Regions from separate parts of the Mus musculus genome. Here all the other regions are linked to region 1. A link is a contact called in ENCODE POLR2A ChIA-PET data. All regions are on one chromosome and are shown on one strand. Each heading gives the region's core, a stretch centred on a gene start or an enhancer-like site at or near the end of the contact. The rest is flanking DNA. Distances are from core to core; before and after follow the strand shown. Region 1 holds the start of Zfp568 (zinc finger protein 568). Region 2 holds the start of Capns1 (calpain, small subunit 1). Region 3 holds the start of Zfp146 (zinc finger protein 146).

Region 1 (3,696 bases), core at 371-2,870:
TGAGATCAAAGAGGCCTTGAAACTGGAGATTATACTGAACTGGAATTTGTAATTAGTAAAAGAAAATTGACCACATGAGTGAAAATCATCAAATGATAACAGTGTACACAGATTATTGTTGTTTTCGGAGACAGGGTCTTGCAGTGTAACATTGGCTGGCTTGGAGCGCACTCTGTAGACCAGGCTGGCTTGAAACTCACAGAGATCCACCTGCTCTGTCTCCCACCAGTTAAACTTAAGCCGATTATTCTAGCTTGCAATCAGGCTTGGAACATGGCTACCTCTATGCCTCTCTCTGACTTAATAATAGGTATAGCTATTCTTTTCTCCAATGGAGACAATATAGGGATCTATTTTCAAATGACAAGTCGTCATTAAGCAAGTACTTCCAGAGGCATTCAGATGTTGGGGTCATGGGGTGTGCAAATAATGAGGAAAGGACCAAGAAAGTCGGAAATAAACCACAAGTAAACTTTATACCCTCCCCCCGTCCCGTTCCCTCCCCCCCCCCCCCCCCCCCGGGAAAACACTTCTAACTGGTTAGGGTCACAAGTCAGCTTCGACCTTTGACAAAGGGAGAGAGCAGTCTCCTTTCTCCTTTTGAAGCATAAAGGCAGGAGCAGAGGTTCAGGGAACAATAAAGAAGGAATTTGTAAATTGAGGGTTAGTTCTGGAGCCCAGGGTGTGGCAGGTAGGAGGATGTTCATTCAGGCTCAAGGCTATTCTAAGACAGAGGTCTTATCTCAGCCTTTAGGGAGCTCGCCCAGGCCTGGTGGTTTTACTGCAGCTTGAAAGAAAGTAAGGCTTGCGGGCATGCAGTAAGATGGGGGCGGCCGTCCAATACCTGGGATCACTCTGGGCTCGGCACAAAGGAAAGCCCGGCTCTTTGTGGTTTGTAGTGCATTCTTTGCCTCTTTTGGGTAACTGACCTGGCAATGGGTAAAACTGGGAGTAGACATAAAAAAATTGTGACCCTCCAGGTCTTTCTTGGCCAGGCCAGAGATCATTACCAGCCTTGTCCCCATTATCCATCCTGCGTAGAGAATGGAGATTAGGAGAGAACTGGCACCCTGACCAATTTGCGAATCTAAACCTCACCTCAGAGATTGTTCCCAGGAGCAGAGTTCTGAAGTCACAACCACTCGGGTGACAGGAGCCCCATGGTTACATGCAAGATGCCACATAGAGGTAGGCACAGTCTTACACTTAAGCCACAACTCCACAACGACCAGACATTTCATGTCCTCATAGAAAAGCTATCAGAATGTATTACAAACAACCACAAAAACTATTCCAGGGCACTGCGTCCGCCCAGTCGCAAGGCTCCTGCCGAGAGGCTGGACAGGCCACTAGCCTTTCTGGGAAATGTAGTCCACAAAGGGACAGCCACCTAGCGCCCCCAGCGCCTCCTCTGGTTGTTCCGGAAAAGACCGTCCCCGCAGCTGCTCACGTCCAGCGCTGCTTCGCCGGCGGCGTCACCGTCTCGCCGCGCTAATGGGCTCAGCCACCTCGGCGCCTTCGGCCATGACTCCTGTCCCTAGCACAGGAAACGCCAGCCGAGCTCTGACCGGAAGTTGGGTCGGGCCGCGGGTCCTTCTGGGAGCACCTGTGCTCTGGGACATAACGGGCGCGCGCTGCCGCCCGAGTGGAGGGGCTGGCCGTGCGTGGCCCGCATGCCGCGTCTCTGAGGTTGCGTCTCGGGAGGTTTTGGCTGGTGGCGCTGCGGGGACCTCTCCACGGGAGAGGCACGGGTGGTCCGGTTTGCGCCGGCCGTGGGCTTCGGGCTGGGCGCGGGCTCTCGGGGGGCTCGGAGTATCCCGGGTCACAGCTTTGCGGAGAGCTCCGGGCCAGAAGGCGGGACTCAAGCCTGTTCGGAGCTGCAACCAAAAACCTGGTAAGAGTTTGTGCTACTCTGGAGATTTGGAGGGGGTGTGGTTGTGCGAGAGCGAGTGTCCTGTCGTGGCCATGTTTGGTGGTAAGGGGTTGAGTAAGGGTGTGGTGAGTGTGGGGATGGCGTGGCGTGTGCAATTGTACCGCGGAGTTCTTAGGTGTGTAGCATTTGGCGTAACTCGTAACTACGGGGAAAAAAAATCTGTACTTTCTAATGATTTCCCCCTCCTCATTGCCGCCCTTTCAACACTTTCTTCTCTAACTTTTTTCAGTTTTTCTTTCTATTATTACCTAATGGCTTGCTTGGCTTATTTAATTTTTAAAAAAATCTTTTCTTTTCTCTCCTTTCCTTTTCCTTTTTCTTTTTTTCTTTTTCTTTTCTTTTCTTTTCTTTTCTTTTCTTTTCTCTTCTTTCTTTCTTTTACCTTTGTAGTGTTGAATTTAAATCTAACGCTTCAATCACACCAGGCAAAAACTGTACCAATGAGCTACATTCCCAGCCCTGAAGTTAGTTTAATAATGGCTGAAAAAAATTCCTAAGCTCAATAGCAAACCAACTGGGATTCCTTCAGTTCACGTTGTTAGCAGATTCATTGCATTTAGCTGATCCAGGCTGTATTTGGTTGAAATTCAGATCTGCTCTCTGTTTGTTGTTTTCTGGTGCTCAAGTTAAAAAGAACTGATTCCAAACATATTTTCTTTTCACGGTGGATTATGGGAGCACAGGGGAGATCATGCAAAGACTCTAAAAAACCTCTGCTTCAAATGTGTCCATATTTAGCCAAAGAAAAGTTGTGTGGGTAAGCTTGTAGTCTATTAAAATAACTATTTGCCACATTAAGAAATCTCTAGAAATACTTTTATACTGGGTGTTACCGTTTAGTGCAAGTGCTCTTTGATGATAGTGTGCTCTTGTTTGCACTCTCTTGTGTGCACTCTCTAGCTCTGCTCTCTAGCTTGCTCACTAGCTCTCTCTCTCTCAAATTACATTTGTCACAAATTTTATATTCCAAACCCTTTGTCTTTATGTTTCAGGTTTCTCATGAGCAACATATCAGCTGAGTGTTTTTTAAACTCATTTGTCTGGCCTGACTGTTAATAGGTGAGTTTAATTCTGCTGTATTATCATACTACTGAAAACACGTTTTTATTGTTTATATTTACCTTGTTTCGGTACCCCCCTCACTGGCTTGGTTTCTGTTCTTGTCTGTGTGTACTTAGCAAAACCTCAAACTTAAACAAGACATTTACATGCTTGTACACCAAACTAGCTAGCCATCTCTTTCTGTCATCCTTGAGTAATATATTACATTATGTTGCAATACTTTAAAAAAAATTTTTTTTTTGTTTTTTTCAAGACAGGGTTTCTCTGTGTAGGCTTGGCTATCCTGGAACTCACTTTGTAGAACAGGCTGGGCTCAAACTCAGGAATCCACCTTCCTCTGCCTCCCGTGTGCTGGGATTAAAGGCGTGCCCCACCACTGCCCGAAATTCTTAAGCTGTGTGTGGTGACACATACCTGTGATTTTAGCATCCAGGAGGCTGACATTCAAGAAGTTCACATTCAAGGCCGCTTGAGGCTAATCCAAGATACAGTGAAAGAAAAACAAAGACAAAGGGAGGTGGGGGTGGGAGGGCAATCCCAGGTGAGCAGATGTATTTCCTCTGGTCTACGTGAATATGTATGTTTATAAATGGTGGTAAATACGCCATATACAATTCATTATCGTAGTCACATGGTCAGTGACAGCCATTCACACCATCCTCTCGTCACCAACCACAGTGCGGTTTCCACAGGACCAGTCA
Region 2 (3,696 bases), core at 638-3,137, 210 kb after region 1:
GCACCAGCTTTCCTAGGCCTCATCTTCCTCGGGTTCAGTTGTCCAGAGTCTTACTCCATCGCTCCTTTTGCAGATTATCTAACTGCCTAACGTCTACCTCTCCCGCCCCCCATCAGCCCCTACTCCTCCCAGGGATCAGTGCTTGGATCACCAACGATATAGGTGCCAGCCACCTGTTCTAACCCCAGCAAAGGATTTTTACCCACTAAACCAATCAGCTCCAGACCCCACACAACCTTCTCTGGACCATTTCTTCTTTGGGGACTCTGATCTCTCCTAAAACAGCAAGCTCCACCTCGCTCAAATCTTAAGCCATGGACAGCCTTAGATCCACTGGCTGCGCCCCCAGTGAAGGCTGGATACAATCCTATAGAATTGCACCTTCCCCAAACACAGAAGAGCCCCTATCCCCAAGAAACTGCATCCTATTTGTTGACCCACAGAAGCAGGTTTACTAATCCTGGTACTAAAAAGTGACACCAGCCTCGCTAGAATCCCCTTAGGGCCAGTTTTCCGGTATGGATCAGCCCAGACTAATTAAGAATTCTCAGGTCGGACTCTAAGTGAGTCTTTATTATTTGGCCCGCCCCGCCCCTTCAGGCCCCGCCTTACCTGATGGCGCTAATGACTCCGCCCAGGATGCGCATGGCAGTTCCACCGCCTCCGCCACCTCCTCCCAGTCCCATGCCTCCACCGCCACCGCCGCCGCCGCCAGCAGCTCCGCTGATCAGGCCTCCGAGCACATTCCCCAGGCCCCCGCCCAGACCCCCGCCTCCCCCACCGCCACCGCCGCCCTTCAAGAACGAATTCACCAAGAACATGATCGCAGCTGAGTCCTGTAAAGTAAAAGGGGTGGGTCGGGTAGTGGCCTTGCCAGGAGCCCAGCCCTTCCCGCAAAAAAAAAAAAAAAAAAAAAAAAAAAAGCAAGCATTTCCGGCAACTAGATTGGGGAGGAAACTAAGGCCTCGAGATGGGGACAGAGCCTCTAGCTAGGGGTCTGGACAGGTGATAGGAGATGTGAAACCTCCTAGGGTCTAGAAAGTACCCTGGCCCAGGCTTGACTGCATATATATAGGCATGAGGACAGGGGTACAGCTGGGCGTGCGTGGTAGCGCTCTACTGTAATCCCAGAAATTGGGAGGCTGAGGCTGGAGGACCAGTTCAAGGCCAGCCTCGGCTACAGCGCCTGCCTGCTTTACCCTGTCTTGAGGCAGCGGGAAAACAGGGGATTCTCGTGTAGAAACCCTAAGGTGTGTAAAACCGAACGTGTCTCAGATCCAGGCCTTCCAAAATTAAGCTCAGGGTAGGGATGACCCAGGGCTGACCAGGAAGTTCCTAATGTGGATTAAGACATTCAGATACTCTCGACAGAGGGACTACACTGTCACTACGGGATCTGTGGGCTCCGGCCAAAAATTATGGCTGTGCGCCCGGAGGATCCTGGATAACGGAGTTCTTCCCACCGCAAATGGGAACCACGATCTCGGATTGTGGTTCTAGACGCCCAAAATAATTTCCGGGTATCTCTCTGATCTTTGGGCTTATATTTTTTGGTCGTCAGATCCGGGATGGTAAGGAGTGTTCTGGAGGGGCTGACAGGCCCGATGGTTCGAATCTGAGAACACCGGTCCTAGGACCCCCCAAGGGCCAAGACTTTAGGGTCTCGCCAGATCTGAGGACTACGGATTCCGGATCTACAGGGTGCAGGGGTGCTGGACTGGAGTGTCCCGTCTCACTTACGGATCCGGCGGTCCGCGGTCTTGCTCGCCTGCTGCAGGGCCTCCGCTGTGTCCGGTTCGGGAGGGCGGGGCCGGTGACTCAGGCAGCTACTCCGGGTTAGACCCTGCCGCCACCCAGCCGTCGTCTGCGCGGTCCTAGAGCCTCCATTGCAGACTGCGCCTGCGCGGGAGGGTTATGGTTGCAAGTCTCTGCTTAGCTCATCCGTCCCCATACACACACTGCTGGAAATTCAACGCTGTCCAGATTAAATAGCTTTGAGTACGAATAAATTATTCTAACGCCCAGGTACTGGAGCCTCCAGGAACTAGATACAGGGTACCCGGTCACCGTTGCAGTATATAGTTGCAAAAAAGGACTTCAGTTGTCATTCATTCATTCATTCATTGTGCACTTTGAGACAGAGGTTTGTTAAACATCCTCTAAATGATGACCTAAAGCCCTAGCTAACCTCGAACTTGAAACAATCCTCCTGCTTCTGTTTCCCGAATGCTAGGAATCTACATCTTAAGTTTACCATCAGTTTGTGCCTCTCACCCAGGTCGCTGTTGGGCTTCTAGTCTGGCTGTCTGGCCACTCCCTAGGAACTATATAAACCTCGGTTTGAGTCTTTATTGCTCATCCCTAAAACAGTGACCTGGTGTCTCTGAGTAATGACCTCCTCATGTGTAAGGCGGGAACATAGCCAGGCGTGATGACACACACCTGTAAAACCAGCACTGGGAGGTGAGGGCAGGCAGCCATTCTCAGTACATAACAAGTTTGTGACCGGCTTGGGCTACATGAGACCCTAGAGGACACTAGGGTAAGCCCCTATCAGAATTAAGTGATAAATACATAGTAAATGGCAGCTCTTCTGTTAGTCCCTATGTCGCCATGTTGTTCCCTCAGCTGGGAGCTCACCTGGTTCCCTTAGCTCGTTTACTCTTGCTCATCCTTAAACAACATCGACAAATACCTGCCGGTCCCTAAATACTCTCCACTCACTAGGTTGTGTGTCCTCGAAGCAGGCCTGTGGGATAGGTCTGTTATTGTCCCCATTCTATGTATAAGTAAACTGAGGTTAAACAACCAGTCTGCTTTACCTGTTCAAAGAATCTCCGATAACTTAATATGATAATCAGTCAAATAAGATCTCAGCAGACAAGACCGTAATTGCACTAACGCCACCTAAGGGCTTGCTGGGACCAGGCCAGGTAATCATTGCTCAAACCTGTGTGTGTGTGTGTGTGTGTGTGTGTGTGTGTGTGTGTGTGTGTGTGTGTGAAGCAAGATTTAACCTGTCGAAACCGGAAACTCTAAAAGGCGGGAGCACAGAGGGTGGCGACCCAGGCCTAAGCCTTAGCGGATAAATCATTTGGTGATGACTAATGTGGATTCCCTCTCTGCCACACCCCTCCCTGCCACACTGAGCAGTCTGACCTCAGGCTCAACTCGCTGGCATAAGCCCTGTCCTCTGCCTACAAATACTCCTGTGTTTGGACTTGACTGTCTGTGTCCTCCACTTTGGACCAGAGCTCAGACATCTCTCATTTGGGAAGACCTCTTTGTCCTCACATCCACCCAAGGCTTGAAGAGGCTGCCAGCTTCATGCCCTCAGACCAACAGTAAACATGATGACACATGCCCAGGCCTCAGAAGACTCAGGCAGGCGAGCTACACCACAGGGTCTTATCTCAAAACAACGATTTAAAAATACTTAAGGGAGCCTATCGTGGTGGCACTTGTCTTTGATCCCAGCACTCAGGGGGCAGAGGCAGGGAGAACTCTGAGGCCAGCCTGGTCTACACAGTGAGTTCCAGAGGACAGACTGGGCTACATGGTGAGACCCTGTCTCAAACAAACAAAAGAAGGTTCATGGGAGTTTTGCTTGGGGATGGCTCAGGGGTCAAGAGTCTTGACTGTTCCTCCAGAGGACCCGGGTTCAGTGCTGAGCACCCACATCAAGCAGCTCCCAAG
Region 3 (3,696 bases), core at 727-3,226, 190 kb after region 1:
ATACTACACTCATATGTGTAAGTTATAAAGTAAATGGGGTTACTTGCCTTTGGCCTATCCATTCTAGTACCCCCTATCCCACAGTAACAATCATTCTGTGTGTGTGTGTGTGTGTATACACACACATCTATCTATCCTGAAGCTTTTTCCCCAATAGAAAGAAATTCAAAGACAGCTACCTTATTCCTGACAAGTCTATATTCTGAACCTTGTCCTACTATGTCTGAGACCTTTCAGTGTCTATATAAAGCTCCCTCCTCATTCTTCTGCACGACCACTGGATAAGCTTATTATCATAGGTCAACCGAACCATCCTTTAATGGATGAGCATGAAATGTTTCTAATACTTTTCTAGGCTAAACTTTGCTGTCACGAGCAAACTTGTGTCTGTATTGTTTCACTCAAACATAGTAGATACATTTGTAGCATCAATTTCCAGAACTGTGGGCTAGGGATATAGCCCAGTCAAGAGTCAATACACATTACCTCCAAAAAATTGCAACAAGCAAACCCTCACATTCTAGCTGCTTTTCTTTGGGGGATTTCTTGTCATTTTGTTTTTGTTCTTCAAGACAGGGTTTCTCTGTGTAGTTAAGGGGTCCTGAAACTCTGAGATCCAACTGCCTCTGCCTCCCAAGTGTTGGGAATTAAAGGTGTGTATGTGTCCAGCTTCAGTGATATTTAAAAAACTACTTTTGTTTCGTTTTTTTGTTTTTTGTTTTTACAATGTATCAACTAGTGGCAGCTATTCATAAATTTGAAAGCTACCCACTTGCAAATCTTAATCAGGTACTGCTTAACTTTTACCATTAGGAGAAAAGCCAAAGCTGCGGATGTCTTTAATGACTGCCACAGCAGGGAGAAGTAGTTTTTCACATGTGCTACACAATTCACAGAACTGTACTCGTGAAGGAGTTATGACATCTACGATATAGCACAGTAATCACTAAGTTTTTTTCAAAAAACTAAAAACATGGACCAGTGAGAGAGCTTGGGGGGGGGGGTGTGCAAAGGCGCTTTGCTTCCAAGGCTGACAACCTGGATTCCGACCCTAAACCCACATGATGGAGGACAGAACCGACTGTGGCAAGCATGCCCACACAAATAAATGTATATATATATATATATATATATATATGCTTTAAATGAGGAACTGTGCCTAACCTAAATCTAAATTAGACCCCTTAATCCTGGGTTTTTAGTGAAATGACGCTCTTCAAACCGAAACTCGAATTTGCCTAACAGCTCTATTAAAGTACCTCAAAAATCAGAAATGAAGTCTATGGCTGGCACCCCCGGGACAAACAATTCCAAACCAAATGTTTCCTTAATTAAGCATGACAGAGTAATCTGTATTCTACCTCCATTCATAAACAACCGCGTTTTAGTACACAGATCGTCTTTTAAAATCTAAACATGTTTACTAAGGCTTTCTGCACATATCACGAAATGCATTTGCGTATAAAACTCACCATCAATAAATACAGTTTTAAAAGTATTTAACCCTTAGCTTCATCCCACCTTTCAAGTAATCAAATAAAACGGATGCTCTTCGGGAAGATGGCCCCGTTATAATTATCAGCACTTTCGACTCGGGAACTACCGCGCAGACGTGATACTTCAACATGGGTCTCCTCATTGCCTCGTGAAGCATAGCCACCCACAATCCTACACCCAGCTCCACACCCACTCAATCATTCCAAATAGTGGGTCAAACTTTGCAGTCAAATTCGGTCTCAAACGCTCAAGCTTTCCTCAGAGGCCCCCACCTCCGCCTTCACCAAGATCCAATGCTCTTCAGCCCACTCCCTGAACCCCGCGCTACACCTCCAAAGATCGGAAACACTGCCCTCCAACCTCCCGAACCCACCGACCCAGGACGCCCAGATCCCACCTCCTACTTTGGCGCCACGTGGACACGACGGCCGTGCTGACCCGCGGACAAAGACCAAAATGTCCACTCGCTGCCCCTGCGTCTGCGCACTCAGGGAGTGAGTGAGCACTCCCAGAAGTCTCCGCGACATCTCAGGGCTTGTTCACTGAAGCCTAGCCAGGCTGTTGTCTATTATCAGCAATACTGCTTTTACGACTTTGGACTACACTTCCCACAAGGCACTGCGGGTTGCTTATCCGTCTCCCACGCACAAACCTGGCCGCCTCTTGTGATTTGGGGTTTCTTAGAGTAGATTGTTGTCACTTGGACCCAAATAAGCTCACGCCTGGTAAGATGTTTGGAGTGGGGACTTCCTCTTTGGTACTTCACGGGCGGCGTCTCAATAATACACTGAGCCCAGACCCCAAGGTGAAAGGACACCATCTTTGTCCGGGGCTGATGTGGCTATGGACTACGTTTCCCAGAGTCCATAGCGAGCTGACATTGTAGCTCAACTTTGATGAAACCTTTACCTTTGGCTGAAGCAGGATGCGCGCGCCTTCTACTGAGACCCAAGGTAAATGGTCTGGGGAGTACTGAACGGGGGTGGGGAACAGGCGTGTCCTGAACGGGGTTGTGCACGCTGAAGCAGGACTGGGCTGCGGGATTCTAATTGTGGTTTTGATTGTGGTGGTGACCGGTTGTCAGTGCTTACAAGTAGTGTGCTGTTGTAATCACCTGTCTCCAAGGTGTATATCTGATTGTTGCTGTGCAAACATATGTGATGTTATGTGTTCCGGGATCTTGTGGTTGTGGAAGTGGTATCCCGTGGTCCTGTAGTGTGTTGTGTGCTCGATAACCTTTATTCCTGGGGTTGTGTGGATATAGTTGTAGCTGTGACTGTGTATCTCTGGGTTAAGTGACCTTGTGTAGTACTGTGTGCAGTGTTCTGTGTCCGTGGCTCTGCGTCGGCAGTGCGTGAGTATCCTTGTGTTCTTGGAGAGAAGGGAGAAAGAAGGAGGAGGACTTTGTGACAGTGTGTAATACTGTGTGTATGCGGGTGTGGACTATCTTTGCTAAAGAGTGACTGGCCCCTGAGTGAATGTTCAGTTATGGCTGGATGATGCAGAGTACTGTGCCTTCTGCGTGCCACCATGTGTGATTGTGACTATGTAAGGAGGACCTTTAGGGATGTTAGGGAAGTGATTGTACCACAGTGGCAAGCAAACTGACTGGGATGCCTAGGTGGGTAAAGTTCTTGTGGCACAAGTCAGTTGTCATACTGTGTTTGTAATTATCCTGTAATCCAAGCTCCTACAGAATTCAGAGACAAGCATTTCCAAAACCTCTCAGATGAACTAGCTGGGAGTGTGTAGCAGTGATCAGACTACAAGGTAGAAGGCTAGAACCAACACCCAAGACTCTACTCTGCCCTCCACAAAAATGGCATTGCACACACATACCTGAATATGTGCACACACACAAAGTTAAAAAAATTATTTCTAGGGCTGGAGAGATGACTCAGTGGTTAAGAGGACTGGCTGGACTTCCAGAGGACCAGGTTTCAGCACCCATGTGGCAGCTCACAGCTGTCTGTAACTCTTGTTCCAGGGGATCCGACTCCCTCATACAAGCATACATGCAGGCAAAACACCAATGTACATACAATAAAAATAAAATAAATTATTAAAAATTTGTTTCTTAGAAAGTGAAGAGTTGGTGTGTGGATGTTTTCATGTGACATATCTTGCAGCAGCCAAATGTAGTGGGTCTGTGACTACTGTTTTGGCCCCAGCAGGTGCCGTAAAGTTTGGGCAGATTCT

Evidence for each region. ChIA-PET counts read pairs that join two places held with the same protein, here RNA polymerase II (POLR2A).
Region 2: POLR2A ChIA-PET joins it to region 1 with 20 read pairs in Patski. The contact joins the promoter of Capns1 here to the promoter of Zfp568 in region 1. POLR2A ChIA-PET finds 5 or more read pairs at or near these places in 3 of 5 experiments (Patski and embryonic stem cell).
Region 3: POLR2A ChIA-PET joins it to region 1 with 14 read pairs in Patski. The contact joins the promoter of Zfp146 here to the promoter of Zfp568 in region 1. POLR2A ChIA-PET finds 5 or more read pairs at or near these places in 3 of 5 experiments (Patski and embryonic stem cell).

What each region holds. Positions count from the first base shown.
Region 1 is chr7:29,982,335-29,986,030 of GRCm38, forward strand. Zfp568 (zinc finger protein 568) reads left to right here and starts at 1,621. Exons shown (of 10, transcript NM_001167872.1): 1 at 1,621-1,894; 2 at 2,926-2,992. It overlaps Gm31735 (a long non-coding RNA gene), which reads right to left and starts at 1,187. Exons shown (of 2, transcript XR_001778074.2): 1 at 1,099-1,187.
Region 2 is chr7:30,193,266-30,196,961 of GRCm38, forward strand. Capns1 (calpain, small subunit 1) reads right to left here and starts at 1,888. Exons shown (of 11, transcript NM_009795.4): 1 at 1,741-1,888; 2 at 613-836. The coding sequence starts at 821.
Region 3 is chr7:30,167,765-30,171,460 of GRCm38, forward strand. Zfp146 (zinc finger protein 146) reads right to left here and starts at 1,977. Exons shown (of 2, transcript NM_011980.4): 1 at 1,895-1,977. It overlaps Gm5113 (predicted gene 5113), which reads left to right and starts at 2,111. Exons shown (of 3, transcript NR_157376.1): 1 at 2,111-2,450.